Regions from separate parts of the Mus musculus genome. Here all the other regions are linked to region 3. Evidence: chromatin loops called from intact Hi-C (ENCODE). Cell type or tissue: left cerebral cortex. All regions are shown on one strand. Links, peaks and the distances in the headings refer to the core of each region. The heading gives the core; the rest is flanking DNA.

The links. Hi-C counts contacts between places; a loop is a spot of excess contacts. Peaks named below come from ENCODE experiments on the same cell type or tissue, not always from the same donor. Only the 100,000 strongest peaks of a DNase experiment are listed, where the experiment ranks them.
Region 1: a loop joins it to region 3, with 2.6 times the contacts of the local background. A loop is called at or near these places in 9 of 42 quality-filtered maps.
Region 2: a loop joins it to region 3, with 5 times the contacts of the local background. A loop is called at or near these places in 2 of 42 quality-filtered maps.

The regions. Positions count from the first base shown.
Region 1 is chrX:152,048,413-152,055,891 of GRCm38, forward strand. The region is part of intron 19 of Smc1a (structural maintenance of chromosomes 1A); the gene reads left to right. Among named protein-coding and RNA genes, the nearest start is that of Smc1a, 36 kb to the left of the region's middle. In left cerebral cortex, for the core only: no CTCF peak of the experiment used is centred there; no DNase peak of the experiment used is centred there.
Region 2 is chrX:152,085,463-152,092,941 of GRCm38, forward strand. No RefSeq gene overlaps it. Among named protein-coding and RNA genes, the nearest start is that of Gm15266, 22 kb to the right of the region's middle. In left cerebral cortex, for the core only: no CTCF peak of the experiment used is centred there; DNase peaks (open chromatin) are centred at 4,075 and 4,561; H3K27ac peaks cover 729 bases.
Region 3 is chrX:152,143,623-152,151,101 of GRCm38, forward strand. It overlaps Iqsec2 (IQ motif and Sec7 domain 2), which reads left to right and starts at 646. Exons shown (of 15, transcript NM_001114664.2): 1 at 646-1,557. The coding sequence starts at 851. In left cerebral cortex, for the core only: a CTCF peak has its summit at 4,023 (motif pointing left); DNase peaks (open chromatin) are centred at 1,689, 2,117, 2,692, 3,312 and 4 more places; H3K4me3 peaks cover 4,298 bases; H3K27ac peaks cover 3,736 bases.

The DNA of each region.
Region 1 (7,479 bases), core at 1,163-6,162, 95 kb before region 3:
CCTATAGGAACTAATCTCCAAAATATTTTCTACTTTGTAGTATATTCTTTATCATTATGTCCAGGGAGATCTGATTTTTTTTTAATTTATAAATAATTTCAAATATATATAGAAGTAAGGAAAATGATGTAATGAATGTCAGGCACCTACCACCCATCTTCAGCACTTAGTTACGTATAGTCAATCTTGTTTTTTATAATCCCCACCATGGGACTATCGTAAAGCAGATTTGAAGCATTGTTCTGTTCATAATTACCTTAATATATATCTACAGAATATGAGGTTCTTACAAATAAACAAGCATTACTTTGTTCTATCTAGTATGCAGTAAGTGTTTTTGCATTGTCTATATCAAAGTCAGTATTCAAGTGTGTTTTCGTTTGCTTTTTTATTGCTGTGATAAAACACTGATCAAAAACGTCTTGGGAAGAAAAGGGTTTGTTTGGCTGTGTCCTAGTACCAGTCCATCATTGAGAGAAGCCCAGGAAGGAACTCAAAGAAGAGCAGGCACCTGGAGGCAGGAGCTGATGCAGAGCCATGGAGGGCTGCTGCTTACTGCCTTGTTCTCATGGCTTGCTCTGCCTGCTTTCTTAGAGAGCCTAGCACCACATGCCCAGAGGTGGCACTGCTTGAAGTGTGCTGGACCTTCCCACATCAGATACCTACAGGCAATCTAATGGAGAAATTTTCTCAATTGAGGTTCTTCTTCCAAGATAACTCTAGCTTGGGCCAAGTTGGTAAAAGACTGACCAGGACAAAATATTAAGGTCCACATATTAAGATCGGTTTCTGCTAATCTATAACTTTTCTTCTCTCTCTGTTTCTTTTTTTGTTTGTTTCCTTCTATTTGTGGAAGAAACCATAGCATTGGTCCTATAGGATTTTCTGCCTTCTAGATTTGACTAATTATATCTCTGTGATATTACTTAATTATGTTCTTCATTCCCCGTATTTCCTATAAACTGGTATATAGAGAGAGTTTGAATTTGAGTTCTTTCTTGGTTTTGGTAGTAAGAATGTAGGAGTGTGTGGTAGGTACATCACTGCATCATGTCAATAGCTATTTGCTGTCATGACACAGTTCCTTGCACATGCTCACTGCTCTCAGAGTAGTTCTAGGAACCCCTCCTCTAGACTCAAGTCCTTTATATAAAAATGCTCTAGCATTCCTATGTAACTTAAACAGATTCTTCCTCATGCTTTATTTATCATTCATTTAGTTATTCATTGAGACAGGATCTCACTGGATAGCCCTGGATGCCTAGAAACTCTCTATGTAGACCAGGCTGGCCTTAAACTCTCAGAGATCCATCTGTCTCTGCCTCCCAAGTGCTAGCATTAAAGGCATGCACCACCACACTTGGCTTCCTGATACTTCACATCATCTCTAGCTTAGTTATAATGCATAATGCAATGTAAATAGTTACTATACTGTATTGAGGGAATAATAACAAGAAAAAACTACACATTTAGTAACAGGAATAACTTTTTTAGACTGTATTTATTTTATGTCCTTGTATGTATGTGTACCATGTTCATGTGCACTGACTATGGAGGTCAGAAGAGGTCATTGGATCCCGTCAGACTAGAGTTACCGGCAGTTGTAAGACACCATATAGGTGCTGAGAAGCAAACCCAGGTCCTCTGCAAGAGCAACAAATGATCTTAAACTGGTGAGCCATCTCTCCAGCCTCTACTAATAATATTTTTAAAAAGATATTTTCAGTTCAGTTTGGGAAACCACAGACCTGATTGTGTGAGAAACACTGATGCCAAAGCAACCAATAAAGTAAAGCACAGATGCAGCTGCCCAAGTGTAGTCTGTGGGAACCTTTCTTTCTTCTTATCTTTTTCATTTTATTTGAGACAGGGTCTCATCTTTTGCTTAGGCTGGCCTCAAACTCCTGGGCACAATCAGTTTTCCTATCTCAGTCTCCTGAGCAGCTGGATGGGGGCGGGGGTGGTGGGAGGGCGGGTTTCAAAGGGCAAAAGAGGACTAGAGATATTTCTCAGTGATAGAGTACTTACATACAGTGCCCTTGGCTTAATCCCTAGTAGAGCAAAGAAAATATCATTGGGTACAGACCAAGAAACCAGTCAGTCCAAAATGTGTGCATAAACCCACTGCAGAGAAACGGGATAGAGAAAACACTTAGAGGGGGGAATTCAGAAGTTGCACCTTATTTGAATTCAGCTTTGTAAAGCCTTTGAGAAATAATTTATAAAACAAGAATTCAATATTGAGTTTTGATGTTAGAATTAATGTTAATATTTTGAGCTGTAGGAATGGTAGGTGGTTTTATTTTCCAAAAGTCCTTATTGTGTACAGCAGTGGTTCTCAATGTAGGGTGGGTGTTGTGCTTCCCAGGGGCAGTATATATACTTCAGGGAATCTGTAGGGTCTCCTTATGAGATCTCCACCTAGGAATATATCATTTCATTGGTCCCAATTGGAAGATGGACATCTTAGCCTTTAATTTTTTTTTATTAGCCAAAATAGAGAAGTTTCATCTTGTTACTTGGTAACCCTGAGGTCCAGTTACATAGGAAAGGCAGCTTAACTCTCCTTTCATTGTCACTTCTGCACACAATTCTGGGTTGCTTTCTTGGCATTCTCAGCACTCTCAGTCATTGTGAGTGTATGGGTTTAAGTACATATGCAGTGTTCAGTCTGTTGTAATTCTTGGTGCTCTGTCTTTAGCTGGGGCGGGAGGTGGGGTGCATTCACCCTTTGTAGTCTTTGTTCATCTCTCTAAGTTCCTGATATGACTAGGCTCATCTTCTGGATTTCTCACCCCAAGGAGGAATGAGAAGCTCTTGACTCTTGTTCAGTGGAAAACACTACTATTTAATAATGTATTTATTTAATATGAGCATTTGACTGCTCAAGATAGCTGACTGGTTAGTGTTTCTAGAACTCCTCAGTAGATTTGGGCCACCAAATACATTTTATTTTTTTTAATTTATTTTTATTTTGAGGGAAAAAGAAAATTATTACAGAGTTCATATTGATACCTCTGATTAAAATCGAAATTTTCAGTTTAACATCATTGTACTTACATTTGAGACTCTTATTTTTACCAGAAATCTTATTTCCTAACAATTTTTTGAAATAAGGTTTATGTGTGTATATGATGTGTGTGTGAATACCATAGTATGAGTGTACAAGTCATATATGGAGCCAATTCTCTTCTTCCACTGTGTGAATCCTGAGGATCAAACTTGAGTTGTCAGTCTGAGCCAACTTGCTAACCCAATTTTACCATCTTTGCTTTCTCTCATCTCTCTTCTCTCCCTCTCCTTCTCTCTCTATTACACGTACACTTTCTTTTTCTTTCTTTTTTTTTCCCTGAGCCTTGTAAAAAACACAGACAGTAAGGTAGTTCAACTCTAAAGCCAGGAGTGAGGGCACACACCTGTAGTTATAGCCCTTGGGATGCAGAAGCAGTATGTTTATATTGTATTTCACCATGAAGTTCATCTTATCATTATTAACTAATGATGCTGTTTAAGTGTCAATTGCCAGGCTCCTCATTGCTAAGCATACACTTTTGTTTTGCCATTAATTAGCAAAGAATTTTCAGAGTGGTTGCTTTGTCATCTTGTGAACATCTTGTTCCCCAATAATTTTTTTAACCTAACCTTTCTCATATGTCTGTTTAGTTTTGTTTTATAACCAAGCAGCATCATAAGGTTCTAAAATCAAAAGTATAAAGCAGGGTACATGAAGAGAGTTTTGGCTTCTATTTCTGTTTCCTTCTCTTCATCAGTAGGTCACTCTTTAATTAGTTTTTACATTGCCCTTTTGTTGCGGTTTTAAAACACAAATATGTTTACGTGCAATAACATTCATATTCTCCTTTTAGATAATAGTAAACTATTCTTACTTTTCATTTTCATTTGAAAGCCTATTCTACAGACTATTCCATAACAATTTGTAGTGTTCTTCAAACAGAGCTTGCTTTCTTTCTTCCTTTCTTTCTTCCTTCCCTTCCCTTCCTTCCTTCCTTCCTTCCTTCCTTCCTTCCTTCCTTCCTTCCTTCCTTCCTTCCTTCCTTCCTTTCTTTCTTTCTTTCTTTCTTTCTTTCTTTCTTTCTTTCTTTCTTTCTTTCTTTCTTCCTAAGTTCTTTCTTAAGTTCTTTATTGTTAAATGTCTGTGACTTTTCAGTGTAGTTTTTTTTTTCCATTATGGCATTTCTCTAACAAAATTTGGGGTGTCTTTCTCTCCCGCCCCTGTTCTCTCCGTCTCCTTCCTCCTTTGTGCCCTCCCACCCTCACTTTGATATCACATTACACCCCCACCCCTGCATGAGCTTCTTTTCTCAATACCTTTTGTGGTCTCCTATCTAGTTTTACAGTCTACACTACTTCCCCAAACCTTATTAACACATGTATAAACACTGAAAATGAGAGAAAACATGGAATCTTTGTCTGAGATTGGGCTCCACTTCCATCCATTTTCCTGAAAATTTCCCAATTTCGTTTTTCATAACAGCTGAATAAAACTCTATTATTGATGCATTCAACATTTTCATTATCCGTTCTTCTGCTTAAGGACGTCTAGTCTGGTTCCATTCCCCTGCAGTTGTGAATAGTGCAACAGTGAGCATGAGTGTGTCAGGATCTAGAGTCCTTGGAATGTATGCCCAAGAGTTTGGGTCATATGTTAGCTCTATATTTATGTTTTTGTTTATTTTGAGGGGGTGATGGATTGAGATAGTCTCTATGTAGCCCTGGATTTCTTACAGCTCATTATGTAGACCAAGCTGGCCTCAAACTCATGGATATCTTCTCCCATCTGCCTCCCAAGTACTAGAATTAAAGGTGCACCTCACCATGCCCAGATAGCTTTAATTTTTTGAGGGGCCATAACGATTTCTTTAATGGCAGTAATTACTTTCCTAGTAGCAGTGAATAAAGTGCTTTTTCCCACAGCCTCACCAGCATTTGTTATTTGTTTTCTTGATCATAATCTATTTATTATGTTTGTTTTTTATTATATGTGCATACACTGATGTGTGGAGGTCGGAAGACAACCTCCTAGAGTTAGTTCTCTCCTTTACCTTGTAGGCTCTGGACTTTGAACTCCAGTTTGGTGACAAGTGCCCCTATTGACTGAGCATCTGCTGGGCCTTTTGAAATATTTTCTGGCCATTGTGTTTCTTCTTTTGAGAATTATCTGTTTATTGCATTAACTCTTTTATTGACTGGTAGTTTTGTGGCTCGGGGTTTTTACTTTTTGTAATTATATATTCTAGATCTCAATCCCCTGTCTGGGGCTTAACTGGCAAAGATTTTCTCCCGTTCTGTATGTAGGCTGTTTCTTCTGCTGTTGGTTTCTCTGGCTGTGCAGAAGGTTTTTAGTTTCATGTCCCATTTGTTGATTCTTAGGACTATATTCTGTTATTTCACTCCTGTATAGAAAGTTCTTGCTTATATCTGTAACTTCAAGCATGTTCTTTGTATCTTCCTGTAATGTCTTCAGAGTTTGGGGTTTTAAAGTAAGTCTTTTCATATGATTTGAAATGATTTTTGTTTAGGATGAGAGATACATTTTTCGGTATATATTTTTGATGCTTTTGTCAAAATTAGGTGACCATAGAAGTGAGTTTATTTCTGGGTCTTCTGTCTTGGCTCTTTTGGGCTACCTGTTTGTTTTGTGCCAACATGTAGTTTGTTTTTATTGCCCAGTGATATCCCTTTTTTCTTAATTCTTTGAAAAATGTATGTAGAATGTTTTAGGTCATATTCACCCCTCTCCTCAGTCTTCTCAGGTCCCACCTTCTTTCCCTACCCACCAAACTTGGTGTCACCTTCTTCTTCTTCTTCTTCCTCTTTTTATAACCCCAGCAAGTAAAGTCAGTGCTGCCTAGATGTTCTTGGATTTGTGGCCTTTTACTACAGTATGATCAGCCTACTAGGGGCCACACCCTTAGAGAAAACTGACTCCCTCTCTCCCAGCAGCTATCAACTGCTCCTTAACTAGTGAACTACGATTGTAAGTCATACATTTAATACCTTCAGCAGTGTTCCTTCCACTAAGGACTGCTTAGGCTGTATGTTGTCTTTTGTGCTTTTATATTGATTTTTAGATTTTTTTCTAGTTCTGTGAAGAATGCCATTGGAATTTTGATGGGAATTGCATTGAATCTGTAGATTACTTTTAGTAATAAAAGCCATTTTTGCACATAAATTCTGCTTGTCGACGCTTAGAAAGTCTCTCTGTTGTTTTGTGTCTTCTTTAAGTACCTTACTCTTTTCATGCCTAGGTCTTTACATCCTTAGTCCGGAGTACTTTATTTTGGGGGTAGTTATTGTGCATGGAATGGTTTTCCTAATTTCTGTCTCAGAAAGCTTGTTGTTGGTATGTATATATGAGAGCTACTAATTTTTGAATGTTGATTTTGTATCTTGTAACATTACTAAAAGTGTTTATTGAATGTAAAAGTTTTCTGGTAGAATATATGCAGTTAATAACTTATTCTGGTTATAATAATAACAAGATCATATTTTCTGCAAATATTGAGTAATTTCACTTGTTTGCTTTTTTTAAAATCCTTTTTATAGCTTTCTCTTACCTTACTGTTCTAGCAAGACTTTCTGCACAACATTGGGTAAGAATGTTGAGAGCTGACTTCCATGTCTCACGGCAAAATTTAGAGGAAATATTTTTAGGTTTTCATTATTTATTATGATGTGGCCATATGTTTGTCATATATATTATTTATTGTTTTGAGGTATGTTTCATTTGTTTATTTCTCCAGGACTTTTATCTTGAGGTCATGTTGAACTGTGGTCAATACCTTTTCTGTATCTATATAGTATATAGAGATGGCCACGTATTTCTGTCCTTAAGATTGTTTATATAGATGACTAGAAGGATGGATGGTTCAGCAATGCTTACTGTTCTTGCAGGAGGACAGAGTGTGGTTTCCAGCACCTGCGTTGGATGGCTTAAGAGTCTAATTTCAGCTGCAGGGAGATCTGGCACGTTTAGCCTTCCTGGGTTCCTGCATTCACATGCACATGCATACAAGGCCATGCACATGCATATGCACACACGGTGCCTGTGGTTCTGTATAACTGCAAGGCAGTCAATTTTCTAGCATGGTCAAAAGCAGCTACTGCTCATGCTGAGGACCCGACTTTTCATTCCTGGCACCCATCTCAGGCAGCTTCTAACTATCTATAATACCAGCTCCTGGGGATCCGACATCTTTGTCCTCCACTTGGCACCAGCATTCTTGTGTACAAACTCATACACAGGTGCATACACATAATTTTTAAAACGGCAAAACAAAATCCAGCATGAAATTGGAGGGCACACTGAGGAGCCCTCACACCTAGCTGAAGAGCTAATAGGGTTGATAAATTCTGAGGAAGTTTCCTTTAAGCATAAATTTGACAGGTAGATCATTACTCAGACTTATTAGTGTATGAGAGTTGGGTGGATAGGAAGAAGTTGGGGGAGGGAAAAGA
Region 2 (7,479 bases), core at 1,163-6,162, 58 kb before region 3:
TTGACATTTCAAATGTTATCCCCTTTCCTAGTTTTACCTCCAAAAATCCCCTAACCCCCCCCCACTCCCCAACCCACCCTCTCCCATTCCTGGTACTGGCATTCCCCTATACTGGGGCATAGAGCCTTCACAGGACCAAGGGCTTCTCCTCCCATTGATGACAGACTAGGCCATCTTCTGCTACATATGCAGCTAGAGCCACAAGTTCCACCATGTGTTTTCTTTGATTGGTGTTATAGTTCCAAGGAGCTCTGGGGGTACTGGTTAGTTCATATTGATGTTCCTCCTATGGGGCTTCAGTCCCCTTCAGCTCCCTAGCTCTCTGGCTCCTTCATTGGGGACCTCACGCTCCGTCCAATGGGTGACTGTGAATATCCACTTCTGTATTTGCCAGGTACTGGCAGAGTCTCGCAGGAGACAGTTATATCAGGCTCCTGTCAGCAAAATCTTGTTGGCAACTGCCTAGTGTCTGGGTTTGGTGGTTGTTTGTGGGATGGATCTCCAAGTGGGGGCAGTCTCTGGATGGTCATTCCTTCAGATTCTGCTCTGAACTTTGTCTCTGTAACTCCTTCCTTGGGTATTTTGCTCCCCATTCTCAGATGGAACGAAGTATCCACACTTTGGTCTTCGTTCTTCTTGAGTTTCATGTGTTTTGCAAATTGTATCTTGGGTATTCTAAGTTTCTGGGCTAATATCCACTTATCAGTGAGTACATATCATGTGTGTTCTTTTGTGATTAGGTTACCTCACTCAGGATGATATCCTCCAGATCCATACATTTGCCTAAGAATTTCATAGATTTATTGTTTTTAATAGCTGAGTACATTCACACTAATAGCACACTTTTATCTATGGCTCATGAGTGAACCCCTGAGATAGCTCAGTCTATCTGAAGGACCTATTCTGGTAAGCATCCTTTCATGATGAATTGGCATCCACTGTTCCGGAGACAGAGAAATGGTCCAGATTTTATGGTTTTCTTCATTGGAAACTCTATATTATATATTTTTCTTTTTATCAAAGTAATTCAGTGTGTGTAGCTTTTGCTGTTCAGTTGTTGAAGTAATTTTTGCTTTGGGGTGTTTTGTTTTTTGTTTGTTTTAAAAACTTACTAATTTCCTTTTACATGTATGGGTGTTTGCCTGCATGTATGGCTGTGCACCACATGTATGCAGTGCCTGTTGTGGTCAAAAGAGGGAATTGGATCTGTTGGACACATAGTATTTTTTTTTTTTGAGATAAGTTCACACTGGCTGCCCTGCAACTTACTCTGTAGACCAGGCTTGCATCAAACATCAAACTCACAGAGATCCACCTGCCTCTGCCTTACAAGTGCTGGAATTAAAAGCATGCACCACCATAGCCAGCTGCCTGGATTTTGGCTTGTTTATTTTTAAAGGTTGCCTTTTATTATATAAGCTTTTTACATGTGTGTGTGTGTGTGTGTGTGTGTGTGTGTATGTATGTGGTGCACGTGGAGGCCAGAAGAGGATGTTGGAGCTTGAGTTCCAGTGATTTATGAGCTGCCTGCCATGTTGGTGCCAAGTCCTCTATAAGAATAGCAAAAGTAACTGCTGAGCCATCTCTTCAGACAATACATGTAGTTTTAAGAAGCAGAGTAGTGCTAAAAGATACCACATAAAACCTAACACTACCCTGTCCCACTCACTCCTTGGAAACATTTCTTTTTGTTCTTTTTTAAAAAGACTTATTTATTTTATGTATATAAGTACACTGTAACTGTCTTCATACACACCAGAAGAGGGCATTGGATCCCATTACAGATGGTTGTGAGCCACCATGTGGTTGCTGGGAATTGAACTCAGGACCTCTGGAAGAGCAGTCAGTGCTCTTAACCACTGAGCCATCTCTCCAGCTCTATTCCACTTACTCCTAGGGCTAGTCTTGTTCTGCAGCAGTAACTACTTTCAGCCATATTACCTGGTTTGGTCATTTTTCTGTCACTTACAACTCCCAATCCTATCTTCAGCAGCAGCTGCCACTCAGAGACTGAGGGTCATTTACTTCATTAGACTTCTTTGCAGCTAAGACTGGCTATATGACTTGCCTATGACCAATGAATTATTTTCTGGGGGCTTTCTGAAAAATCCTTTTATTTTCTGAGCAAAGAAAAACAGGTGATTGACTTGTCTCCTTTCTGATTTGAATATAATCATGTGGTTGAGACCCATGACAGCCATCTTGGCACCATGAAGAAATTAGCCCAAGCATGCAGACATTATTAAAAACGTTAGTAGGAATTCATTTCCTGGTCATGCAACTGAATCCATAATACACTTACAGTTAATTGGGAAAATAAATAAAGCTGCAATGTGTTTAAGCCACTGTCAGTCAGGATTTTTGTTACTTGAAGCTGAAAGGACGTTTTAGATTTATTTTTATTATTTTTAATTATGTGTGTATGTGGGGGGGGGTGCTATGTGCATCTGCAGAGGCCAAAGTGATGGATTCCCTGGAGCTGGAGTTACAGGCTGTTGTGAAGTGGCTGATGAGTTCTGGTAGTTGAACTTGAGAACTCAGTCTCCTAGAAAAGCAGTATATGCTCTGACCTGAGCCATCTCTCCAGCCCTAAAAAAATCTTTTAACTAATGACCCACTGTGATTCTTCACCATAGCAATTTGAAGCATCAATTAATACATTTCAATAAGGTAGATGTCTCAACCCCCCCCACACACACACACCACCTCTATTACTTCAGTTAAAACAGTGGATTGATTTGGAGCCCAGTGCAGGTGGCAGGGGTCTGTCGGGTCTACCCTTTGAGGTGACTCAGCAGGGACTTACTTACACAATCCATTAGGGGGCATTTCAATATAGTAGAGGCCTTCGCAGTATAATTGCTTGGAAAGCCCCTGATATTTACCGGAGTATAGGTATTGGGTTCTTGTCATTTCTACTCAGGGCCATGAGAGTGATAAAGGGAAGTGCAGGAAGACCAGGAGCTCCAAGTGTTAGCAGGCCACTGCTCTAACCATTCAGCCACCTCATCCCATTACAACAAGGACTTTACCCTGCTCGGAACTTGACATCTGGCTCCCACAGTCAGAGAACCTCTCTGTCCTCTTGGATGTAGTACAGTTCATCAGCTCTCTCCTTGTGGATCCTTACCCAGGTATGGATGAAGCCCATGCCTTTCTCTGCCCTGCTTCTCAGTTATCACTCCTTCCACCCACCTTCTGCTTGCCAGTAAATTGTTGACATTCCTTTCCCCCTGATGGAAACTTTGGAGTTGTGACTCCTGTCCTTGATCTATACTTGTTCTTAGCCAAAAGAGTGAGGCATGATTATGTATCCTTGATTCTTCTACTTTTGTATTCTGGAGTCTTAGAAATTAGATAAGCATTTGCATATTTAAAAATATTTTATTTTTATTTTATGTATCTAAGTGTTCTTGTCTCCATGTATACAAGTGTACTGGATGCATACTTGGTACATGAAGGCTAGAATGGGGTGCCTGATTCCCTGAAACTGGAGTTATAGACTGTTGTGAGCCACCATATGGGTGCTGGGAGTTGAGCATGAGTCCTTTGGACTAACAACAAGTTTCTTTACTGAACCACCTCTCCAGGTCTTTTTCCACATTTTAAAAAGATATTTTGAGATTTTTAGAGATCTGCCTGCCTCTACCTCCTGTGCTGGGATTAAAGGAGTGCACCAACATGCCCAACACACTTTTTTCTTCTCTTTTTGAGAAAGGACCTCACTAAATTGTCTAAGCTGGCTTTGAACTCTTGATCTTTCTGTCTCAGCCTCCTAAGTAGCTGGGATTACAGATGTATGTCACTGTGCCCAGCTGTATTTCACCATCTTGACTAAATGTTAGAATCTAGAGGTTTTTTTTTTTTTTTTTTTTTTTCCCCGAGACAGGGTTTCTCTGTGTAGCTCTGGCTGTCCTGTAGACCAGGCTGACCTCAAACTCAGAAATCTGCCTGCCTCTGAATCTAGAGTTTTAACTTTAGATTTAATTTAGAGCCCACAGTTTATCTGGACATACAAATTATGTAGACCTACATTTGTGAACCAAGACAAAATGTGGGCAAGACAAAATGCCTGGGTTTGGGAATCCTAGGGATTTGAGTTTGAATTCCTCATATCTATGAACCCCAATCCTTACTGTAAATGTCTCAGGCAGCATATAGTCTCAGGTGAGACAATACCTTCTACCTAATAGAAGTTTGGGGGAGATTTTCATAGATATTGCATATAAAGCATCCAAAACTAGGCGTGTCAGACAGCAGGTGTCAAAAATAGGAGCGATCACTTCTTAATGGGGGCGAGTGGGAAATAAGATTGGAAAGATTTGAATCAGGTTTTCAGAGGACCTGGATTGCCAGGTCTTATTCTTGTGACACTGAGGAACCTTGGCAGGCCTGTCAGCAGGGGAGAGAATTGATCCTAAAGAATTTGTGGCACTGTTCCCTTAGTCTGGTCTGGGAAAGGAACAAGAAGCCCTTGGCCCAGCAGCTCTTGGGTTAATATCTTTGCAGGCATCTGAGTTATTTGTAACCCGTTGTCATGGCAACAAGTTTGGCAAGCGAGCCAGTGCTGCAAGCTCCTGACAGTGGGGCGGGGAGGGCAGTGGGAGAAGACAGAAGATGTGGAAAGGGGTTCATCTGTGACCAGTGTCTCACTTTCCTCTGATTTGCCCAAAGCTTTTCAGCTGCAGAAGAGGGTGAGCATCCTCTGGGGAGAATCATTGGATGACGGGCCTCTCCTCCCCGATCTCCTGATATCTCAGATGTGGAAATAGGCTGAGAGAGGTCCAGCAGCTGGCTCAAGGCCATAGACAAGTCAGGACAGAGAGAGTACTAGCCCCCTCCCCTAAAAGCATTTTGTGAGATGGAACTGAAGCACCTGGAATAAGTGAGCCCTTGAGAGCAATTTGTCCATTTCCCCCACAATACACACCCGCCTTTTTGTTGTTGTTCCTATGGGAAACTAGGACCCAGAGTGGTTTACAACTGACTAGGCATCACACAGCAGTTCTGAGATTGAAACTGTAGATCTCTTAAACCTCTGTGCTTAGTGCCAAGATAGAGCCTCCCCTGGCAATATTACTTCAAATGCCTTGGCCTTTGATGCCCTTCAAAAGCACGCATGTTCTGGTCACATACCCCCTTCTCTGTAACCCCTTCAGTCACATGCGGGGATGTCTGTATTAGCCACTTTTCTCATTACTGTGGCAAAATACCCAACAAAAGCAACTTAAGATGAGAGAATTTATTCTGGCTCACTGTGTGAAGGTACAGGGAAGGCGTGGTGGCAAAAGAATGAGGTGGTGGCTCACATTGCACCCACAGTCATGACCCAGGAGAGATGATGCTGATATTCCAGCTGTTGTACTCTTTTCTCCATTTTACTTAGTCTGGAACTCCAACCTATAGGATGGCAGATGTACTCCCATTCAGGGTGCCTCTTCCTCCTCCTCCTCCTCAGTTAATCCTCTCTGAATTTTCCTTACAGATATACCTAAATATGTCTCCTAAGTAATTCCAAATCCCATCAAGAGTGCCATAGAGATTTGCCATCAATGTACCCTCCTGCCTGGAGCAAGGGCAGTATTGGGTAAATGCCATGCAACTCCACTCATCCTGACCTAAGTCATCCACAGAGCTAGGCACTTCCTGAGCATTCTTTCGTGTGTGTGTGTGTGTGTGTGTGTGTGTGTGTGTGTGTGTGTGTGTGTGTACATATATGCTATGGAGCACATGTGAAGTTCAGAGGACAACTATTGGACTTGCTTGTTCCTTCTATCATGTTGGTCCTGAGCTTGACCTCAGATCATCAGGCAGCATTGTAAGTGCTGAGCCATCCTGCCAGCCCTTAGCATCCTCTTATGTAATGCAGTCCTCATAGTTTGTCTCTGTCTTCTGACTTAGCAAGTGGAAACTAAAGGACCAGAAAAATACAACATGATTGACCAAAGTCACACAGTGAGTCTTAACCTGAATCCCTCCTCCTCCAGAAAGGTCTTTTTGCCTGTCCTATCCCATATCCCTTAGAGTTTCTCTGGTGCATGTTTTTCTTACATTTATGCCCATGTAGCATACCCTACTCTGCCCTCTGTCTTATGTACAGGACAAACTCTGTCTCATCATAGCTGATCCCAACAGGTCCAGTTGTTTTCCCCCTGTCTGTCAAGTCTACCAGTCATCCTCTGTCACTGCCCTGATTTGGTTGTAATGTCCCTCACACCAATGACCAGAATTCTACAACCTAGCTTCTAGACTGTCTTTAGATTAATATGCTGTACAGTAGCAATGTGAGGCTACTGACATAAGCCAATGTGTTCTTTCCTTCTGTAATACCTCATTCGCCACAAGATGATGTTCTACTTCTTTCTTTAGTAACTAAGGCCATCCATAATTTTGTCCTCTGTCAAACACCAAGACATCCTTTGCCATTTTTGGCCTCACACCACTGAACTAACAATTTCTTCCTACAATGTTCCAGGCTTTTTCTATTCTAGTTATCTTTGCAATGTTTATTATTATTATTATTATTAAAGGCCTTTCACACTGACTCCCCCAACTCAGTAAACTCAGCTGTCCAAATGTAATCAGCCTACATTGATTCCTCAGTGGGCTCGGTTCTTTCCTTTGGGTTCTCACAGTCCTTCAAGCTCCTCTTTGCCCCTTACACAGCAAGGTTCTAATGTCTGGGGCTCAATGACCTATCAGATTGAAAGCTCCTTGAGACAATGACCCTGTTTCTAGAAAAGTCCAGGACTTGCCAGAGGAATGGTCAATGAACATTCATTAAATGAATCTAAATACAGAAATGAATTGATGACCAGTAAAATTTGCATTCAGTTTCATGACTGCCTGCTCACATTCAAGAGAACCTGGGACATATCACCTGTTACCTGTTACCTGTTACAACCTCTCTACTAATTCACAACCTGGGTTATCTAGAAAAAGGTGTGTCCTAGGTCATCTGATCCAGGGTATGATGGCTTATTAATCCAAATCAATCAGATTATAACCAAAACAGGCACTGAAGGTGTAAAATGAGGAACCCTCTGAGAGAAATACTATTATTTTGCCTGCCCCTTTTATTAGTTACTTTCCTGCAGATGATAAAGCACCATGACCAAAATCAACTTATAGAAGGAAGGGAGGGTTTATCTGGACTTATGGTTCCAGAAGGATAACAATCTATCATGGTGGGAAGCCATGGCAGCAAGAGCAGGAAATTGAGAGCTTACATCTTCAAACACAAACATGAAACAAAGAGAGGCAAATCGAAAGTGTCACAAAGTTTTTAATCTTAAAGCCTGACCCTAGTGAAAAACTTCCTCTAGCAAGGCTGCACCACTTGAACTTCCCCAAGCAGGGCAGCCAACTGGAGACCATGTGTCTATGAGTCTATGAAACCTTCTTGTTTAAACCATTGCATTCCACTCCCTGGCTCCCATGGGCTCATAGCCATATCATAATACAAAACTACATTAAGGA
Region 3 (7,479 bases), core at 1,336-6,335:
TCCAGGGACTGTCTGGGATATGGAACTACAGACTGGGTGGGCTGGAGGATCACAAGGCTAGAGAAACGCAGAAGTACTGAGATGGAGTAATGGTCTATAGACTGACTAGTTGTAATGAAAAATCAAGAGATTGTCATGGAGCTGGAAGGAGATCATCTAAAACAAGAAGCCAGCTGGGATAAGGAATGGGATACTGAGTGGGGTTGGCCGACTGAGGGGTTGGAAGTCTGAGTTGACTGAGTCTGGAGACTGCCTGGGCTGGGTGTTTTGACGGCTTGGGTCTTGGGCCTGTTGGGCCAGTGCATATTAGAATAGGTTGGAGGACTTCATTAGGCTGTTAGGTGAAGACCCCAGGACAGTTGGAATGGAGATATCTCCTGCAGGCTGAGCTAAGGCTGGCATCCAGCTGAGGTGCCAGTGCTTTGGGGCTGGTCCAGCTAGGGTGTTGGTGGCGACTGCAGGTGGGGCGCGCGGGGGCGGGTCGGGAGAGCTGGGTGGGGGCAGGGGCGGGGGGCGGGCCGGCGGCCGGGGCGGTCCCGCGCGGCCGCGCTGCGCAGTGACTCCGCAGCGGGCGGAGCGCCGTGGGCCGCGTCCTTCCGAGCCCTGGCGGTGGCGGTGGCGGTGGTGGTGGCGGCGGCGGCGGCGGCGGCGGTAGCCTTAGCTCCTGCGCCCCGTGCCGCCGGCCCCAGCGCTGTCTCCCGGGCCCCCTAGGGCCCCCGGGCCCCCGAGCCCGGTGCGCGCCCTCGCGTCCCGCCGGCCCCCTCCCCCGGCTGGGCCCGGGGGAGGGTGGCGCCGTGAGCGAGCGGGGACTGGGCTCTCCTGCCCGTTCCCCTGTCCCTGGGCCGCCAGGATGGAGGCGGGGTCCGGTCCTCCGGGTGGCCCGGGATCTGAGAGCCCCAACCGGGCGGTGGAGTACCTGCTGGAGCTGAACAACATCATCGAGAGTCAGCAGCAGCTGTTGGAGACCCAGCGGCGGCGCATAGAAGAGCTGGAGGGCCAGTTGGACCAGCTCACCCAGGAGAACCGCGACCTGCGGGAGGAGAGCCAGCTGCACCGTGGGGAACTGCACCGGGACCCCCTTGGCGCACGGGATAGTCCTGGCCGCGAAAGCCAGTACCAGAACCTGCGTGAGACCCAGTTCCACCACCGCGAGCTGCGGGAGAGCCAGTTCCACCAGGCGTCCCGGGACGTGGGCTACCCGAACCGGGATGGCGCTTACCAGAACCGGGAAGCTATCTATCGGGATAAGGAGCGAGAAGCCTCCTATCAACTTCAGGACACTACCGGTTACACAGCCCGCGAGCGCGACGTGGCCCAATGCCACCTGCACCATGAGAACCCAGCCCTGGGTCGCGAGCGTGGCGGGAGGGAGGCTGGGCCAGCGCACCCGGGCCGCGAGAAGGAAGCCGGCTATTCCGCGGCGGTGGGCGTGGGGCAGCGGCCACCGCGGGAGCGGGGCCAGTTGAGTCGTGGCGCATCCAGAAGCTCCAGTCCTGGCGCTGGCGGAGGTCACAGCACCAGTACCAGCACCAGCCCGGCTACAACCCTCCAGAGAAAGTAAGGAATGTGTTTGCGGCCCCCACCCCACCCATTCCTTTCCCTCTAGATCCCTCTCCAACTTAGCTGGCAGATAAAGTATATGAAGCCCATGCCTGATCCCATTTCCTGCTTCGCCTGTCCCAATCGGGAGAAGGTTCTCCTCAACCGGCTGACATGCTTTCCCTAGCCACCACACATTGGTTTGGTCAGACGAGTGCGGGCTTCTTTTCCCTGTAGAACCAAAGCCAGTTAGAGACTAAAGCAATTCCCACTACCTCCCTCCACTTCTTCAGCCCCTAGCTGTATCCTTTCCAGAGGATGGATTAAATAATTTTTAGACAGAGGTGGTATCAACTCAAGCCCCCTAAAGAGAGAAACACTCCTACACACCTTTTTTTTTTGGGGGGGGGTGATCTCGTCTCGAGGCAGGTGGGGACCAGAATGGAACTGCAGCACATCTTGGCATGGGGAGGGGGGGTGATGGTGGCAAAGATGGGGGAGCAAAGATGGAGGCTAGGCCCTTGGTTAGTTTCTCAAAGTCCAGCTGGTCTCCACCCTTCAAGAAAAACAACACCCATTTAAAGAGCCCTACCAGGAAGGGAAGTCCATAGATCTCCCATCTGTTGGATCAGCTTCAGACCTGTGCTGGGGTTTGTACATGTGTCTGAGACAGGTTAGGAATATTTTCTGAGTTGATGGGACATGGACAGGATCTACTTTTCCTATGTAGATCCCATTGTGTGCTGATTGGGATAAATGTATTAGGCTGTGAGTCAAGGGCACGAAGGCTCACAGGGATGCCCTAAAGGCCCTCCTATTGCTTTACTGCTATACTGAAAAGAACATTGAATTGGGAGATGGGAGAACTGGCGTCCCCTTCCAGCTCTGTTGCAGATTGGCTTTGTGACCTTGACTGAGTCCCTTCTTTTGCCAGTCTATGATTTCCCCTAGATATTTTTTTTAAAGCCAGGGACTGCCAACTGAGATTCAATGGGTATGTTACTAACCCAACCACACCAAAGAGCAAGTCTGAAGTCCTTTAGCAAATGGACAGGCTTCCCCCTCCTCTCACTGCTCAGCTGGTCCTACCATGTGCCACAACTAGTGGAGTGTCTCTTGGAGGCTGGGCTGGGGGTGGGGAAGCCTTCTGCCTCAGGAAATCTGCCGGGAGACAGCTCTCTGCAACTCCCCCATGGTGAGGCAGCAGGCTGGGGTGCTGGGTTGAGATGGCTGGGCCCCAGGAGCAGCAGCTGCAGCTTGAGGGCTTGGCTGGGCTCCACTGCAGTGCACCCTCAGCTGAGTGTTGAGGTAGAAGGACAGCCCCAGAATGGGGGGCAGAGAAAGACTGGATGGGGCATTGTGGTCCTTGAGCCTGGTTGCAGACTTCTCTAGAGGGGTCAGGCCTGTGATGGAGGGAGCAACCTCAATATGTATGGCTCCAGGGGGCAGATCCAGGAACAGAGGGAACATCTGAGATAAAATCAAGAGAACTTTTCAACCTAGCCAGTTGTGATGCAGTACATTGCCTCAAGGGATGGGGGTGGTGGCTGGCCTGAGTGGTCCAGTTGAAGTCTAAAGGGGGTCTGAGAGAGCTGGAGGAAGCATATAGTTCCTGATTTGAGCATTAAGCCCAATGAAAAGACCTGAATCTTTCTCAATTTCCGAATTCCATTGCTCTCAGATTCTCTACCCTGCAGACATCAGGTCTGATTTTCTTGGCTGGCTGGAAGCCCATTTGCCCTTCTGCCATCCTTGCGGGCCTGCTTCTGACTCCTTCCTTCTTTTTGTACACTTTCCAGGTTGCTTGTTGGAATCCCTTGCATCACATTTCCTACTGGCTAATAAAGAGGTTTAAATAACACTTTGGGTTTCTCTCAACCACATATTAACTGCTTGCCTATCTATGATTGCTTCCTTTGGACTTCACAGCCCAGCCCACTCAGTGAGCATCAGCAACTCCATTTTAGAGAGGGAGAAACTGAGGCTTCAAGATGAAGGGGCCTTATTCAAGGTTATGCTACTATTTGCTAATGGAGCTGCGACTAGAATCTAAGTCTGCCTGTCTTAAAGGCATGTTATTTGTTCCCTACAGCTTAACTACTCCTAGGAGTCTTGGCCTCAGGACCTGCTGAGGTACTGAACTGGGAAAAGCCAAAAGAGCCTTAGGTATCTCCAGGTTTTGAACTAGAAGAGATGGGTCTGGAATGAGTGGAGGAGTTGATGAGAAGAAAAGACAGCTGTCTTCCTCTTTCCCACCTTCCTCCTTGCCCGGTGTCAGGAGAACCTGTAGCCATTGCTGTAACCAATGCTGCTGCAAGCGACTCCCCTGCTAGGCCTGTTCTGGGTTTGTAAGGAGTGGGTGAGAAGGCTGCTGTTGGAAGCGCGGGCAGGCAGGGTGGGAGTTCAGCAGCTGAGGCTGCAGCATTGGGGGAGGACAGGCAGAGCTGGTACAGGCTGGGCTCTGTTGGGCCCCAGGCTCCCTCTGGTGGACAGACTAGGAAGACTAGGGCCTGGGTCAAGATGTAGCTTGTTGGGAGCCTGTTCTGCCCCAGACTCAGTTCTCCCAACAACCCTTTGTGCATCTGTCATTACCATCATGTCACAGCATAAGAAACCCAGGGCTCTGAGAAGTGATGTCCATCAGAGGTCATGCTACTAACACAACATGCTCCCGTTCCTGTGAACTGGGCCTTCTTTGCTTTGGGCATCACCCATCCTTATTCGGATCATTTACCCAGGACTCCCACATCCTTCCCTACTGCTCTTCTGGACAGGTTCCAGAATGCCAGAATCTCTGCTGCCAGGCTCTGGGTGTGGCCTTCCTAGTGTGACAGAAAGCAACATGAGTCCCTACCTCCTTCTGGTCACTGCTACATGAGGATTTAGTTGTTTGCTTACTAGTTGTTGATCCTGACTAATACTCAGATCTTTTTATGTGGAGCTCTCACCTCCTGCCATGATTTAAAAAGAGATCTTTTTTTTGGTTGTTAAGCTTGGTTCCCCCCCCACCCCACCCCCAACACACTACAGTTCTGGCACATAGAATGATTTCTAGAGGCTAGGACTCACTGCTGAGTGCCCTGTGCCCAAGAGAGCTCTGTTCCTACATTTTCTGCATGGGCCTAGCTTTTATCTCTGCTGTATGCAGTGGTGGGTTGAAGCCAGTATAGTGGTAACTGTCTATCCTCTGCTCCCTCCTCCCCACCCCACCCCCCTGTGCAAGCTAGCTCACATTTAGATACTGAACCTAGAGAACGCCAGCGTGGTGTTCTTGGCACCCAGGGCGATGCATAGTCCTACCATTTCACTGCTGAACTATCATCATGTGCGTGTGCTGGGTTGTCAGCATGCTCCCCATAGGGGCCCAGGCTACTGAGAAAATGAATACGTGAGAGCAATCCCAGGGTGAGGCTCTGGGGGAAGTCTGTCCCCTTTGGCGTGCTGGATTCTTTTTCTAGGGTGTCTCTCTTTCCTTTTAGGAGGGAAACTATTTATTGTCCCCTCTGCCGTGTTGTGAGCATTATGCTGGTATGGGAGAAAATGATAACGTTAAGTTTAAGGAGAATTGGGAGTCTTGCTTTCTCTGTCTGGATCTGGGGCAAGAATGGGGTTGTTGTCATCCACAAATATTTCTTGGCTGTGTTCACAGAGCAGGAGGGGCCACCAGGCTTAGCAAACACCATGCTCTTGGCACTTGCAGAGCCCTCTTCCCACCAGCCAGGAAGACAGGGTTTCGGGCTTAGTCAGGCCATAGACAGTACAGAGGACAAAGTGAACCGAAAGGGTGGGGTTCCTCAGAGGATAGAGGGACCAAAGTGAGCCAGGCCACTGTTTGAGGACCTGGGCAGTAGAGGAAGGTGCTTTGAAGAAGTGCACAGTCCCTTGGTGTTCAATTGACGTTCGCTGCCTGTTCTTTCTCTGTCCACCTACCTACTATGGCCTCTGAATTTGCTGGGGGCAGAGTAAAAGCCTGGAGCATGGTGAAGAGGCCCTGTTCATATTGAGTCTCAGCTTTCTGGGTGGTAGGCACTATCCTATGCAGCTTTATGTAATAATAGCTAACATTTTTTTTAGTGCATTTACTGTGTGCTGGACACTGCCTTCTATGTGCTTCCCATGGAATCATTCCTTCTGTCTTCACATGCATCCCTTTATGTAAATTGTTATTAACTCCATTTTACGGATGAAGAAGCTGAGGTCTAGAAACTTCAGGTAACACAGCCAAGGTCCCTAAGTGAATACGTGGCAGGACTACAAAAGAGCTAGTAGGAACCCAGGCTGGGCTCCAGAGCCTGTAGCATTCTTGACATTCTTACCCATCAGGCAGCCCCATGTCTTATCTCATTGTCACAAACCCCTTGCCAGGTGGGTGTTACTGCTATCCTCAGATGAGGAAATGAGGAATCAGAGAGGAGCTGTAAAGGAACCTGCTGATGAGACCTAGAATTGTATGGCTCTCAATCGTTCAATGCACTGTTCCCTGCCAGAAGAGGGGTTTAGAGACATGGACCATAGTCACGACTCCGGCTTTCCTCCGACAGAGGTTCCCTCTTACAATTACCTCCTGATTGTTGCCACCATGTATTTCTGTTAAGCCTCTGAATAGCTGGAGCCAAGCCATGTCTTCAGTCTGGCTCCTATGTTTTTCATTGTCTTTCTGTTTCTGTCCACAGATTCCCCTTCTCTCATTTTTGTGAGTCCCTTGTCCTCAGTCCAGACTTGAGTTAGCCTTGTGCTGCCATCATCAGCTCACTCAGGTCTCTGTGATTTGACTAATGCTGTTCCCTCATCTTTGGTTGAATTTTTAAGGTTGAATTAGCTAACACCTCTTCACACCTCTCCTGTGTTTATTTGGTGGTCCTTAATTTGTTAAAAAAAATTCTATTTTGTGTCTGTGGCTTTTTTTTTTGCTTGCATGTATGTATGTGTACCACATATGTGCCCATGGAGGCCAAAAGAGGGCACTAGATTCCCTGAACTGAAACTGTTAGCTGCCATGTGAGTTGCTGAGAATCAAACCTGGGTCTTCTAGAAGAACGAAAAGTACTTTTAATTATTGAGCCATCTCCCAAGCCCTTGTTGGTCCTTCTTCATTTTTTTTAAAGATTTATTTATTTTTTATTATATGTAAGTACACTGTAGCTGTCCTCAGACATACCAGAAGAGTCCATTGGATCCCATTACAGATAGTTGTGAGCCATCATGTGGTTGCTGGGATTTGAACACAGGACCTTCGGAAGAACAGTCAGTGCTCTTAACCATTGAGCCATTTCACCAGCCCTTATTGGTTGTTCTTAATGCTCAGTTTATCCTTGGCGTTTGCAATGAGCAGATTATCCTTTTTATCTTCTTTTTAACCTTTTTTTTTTTAACTTTATGTATAGGGAAGTTTTGCCTGCACATCTGTGCTCAGTGTGCATTCTCTGCTTGTAGAGACCAGAAGAGGGCATCAGATCCCCTGGGACTGCAGTTACAGATTGTGGGTGCTGGAAATTAAACCTGGGTCCTCTGTAAGAGCAACTAATGCTATTAACCACTGAACCATCTCTCTAGCCCCAGGTCTAGCTTTTTACAATACCTCCGTAGTTGTTCACATCTTGTGCCTCCTACTAGCCTCTAAAACAGCAGTTCTCAATCTGTGGGTTGCAACTCCTTTGGGAGTTGCATATCAGCTATCCTGCATATCAGATATTTACATCACAATTCATAACAGTAGCAAAATTACAGTTATGAAGTAGCAACAAAATAATCTTATGGTTGGGGGTCACTGCAACATGAGGAGCTGTATTAAAGGGCCCCAGCATCAGGAAGGTTGGGAAACCCTGTGACTTAACTGACATGTATTGAGTACAAGTTTTGTATTGGATTCTGTGCTTGGTGCAGGGGGCATAACAAAGGGCCGAAGAACTTGGAAGTACTTTGCATAACACATAGCTGCCC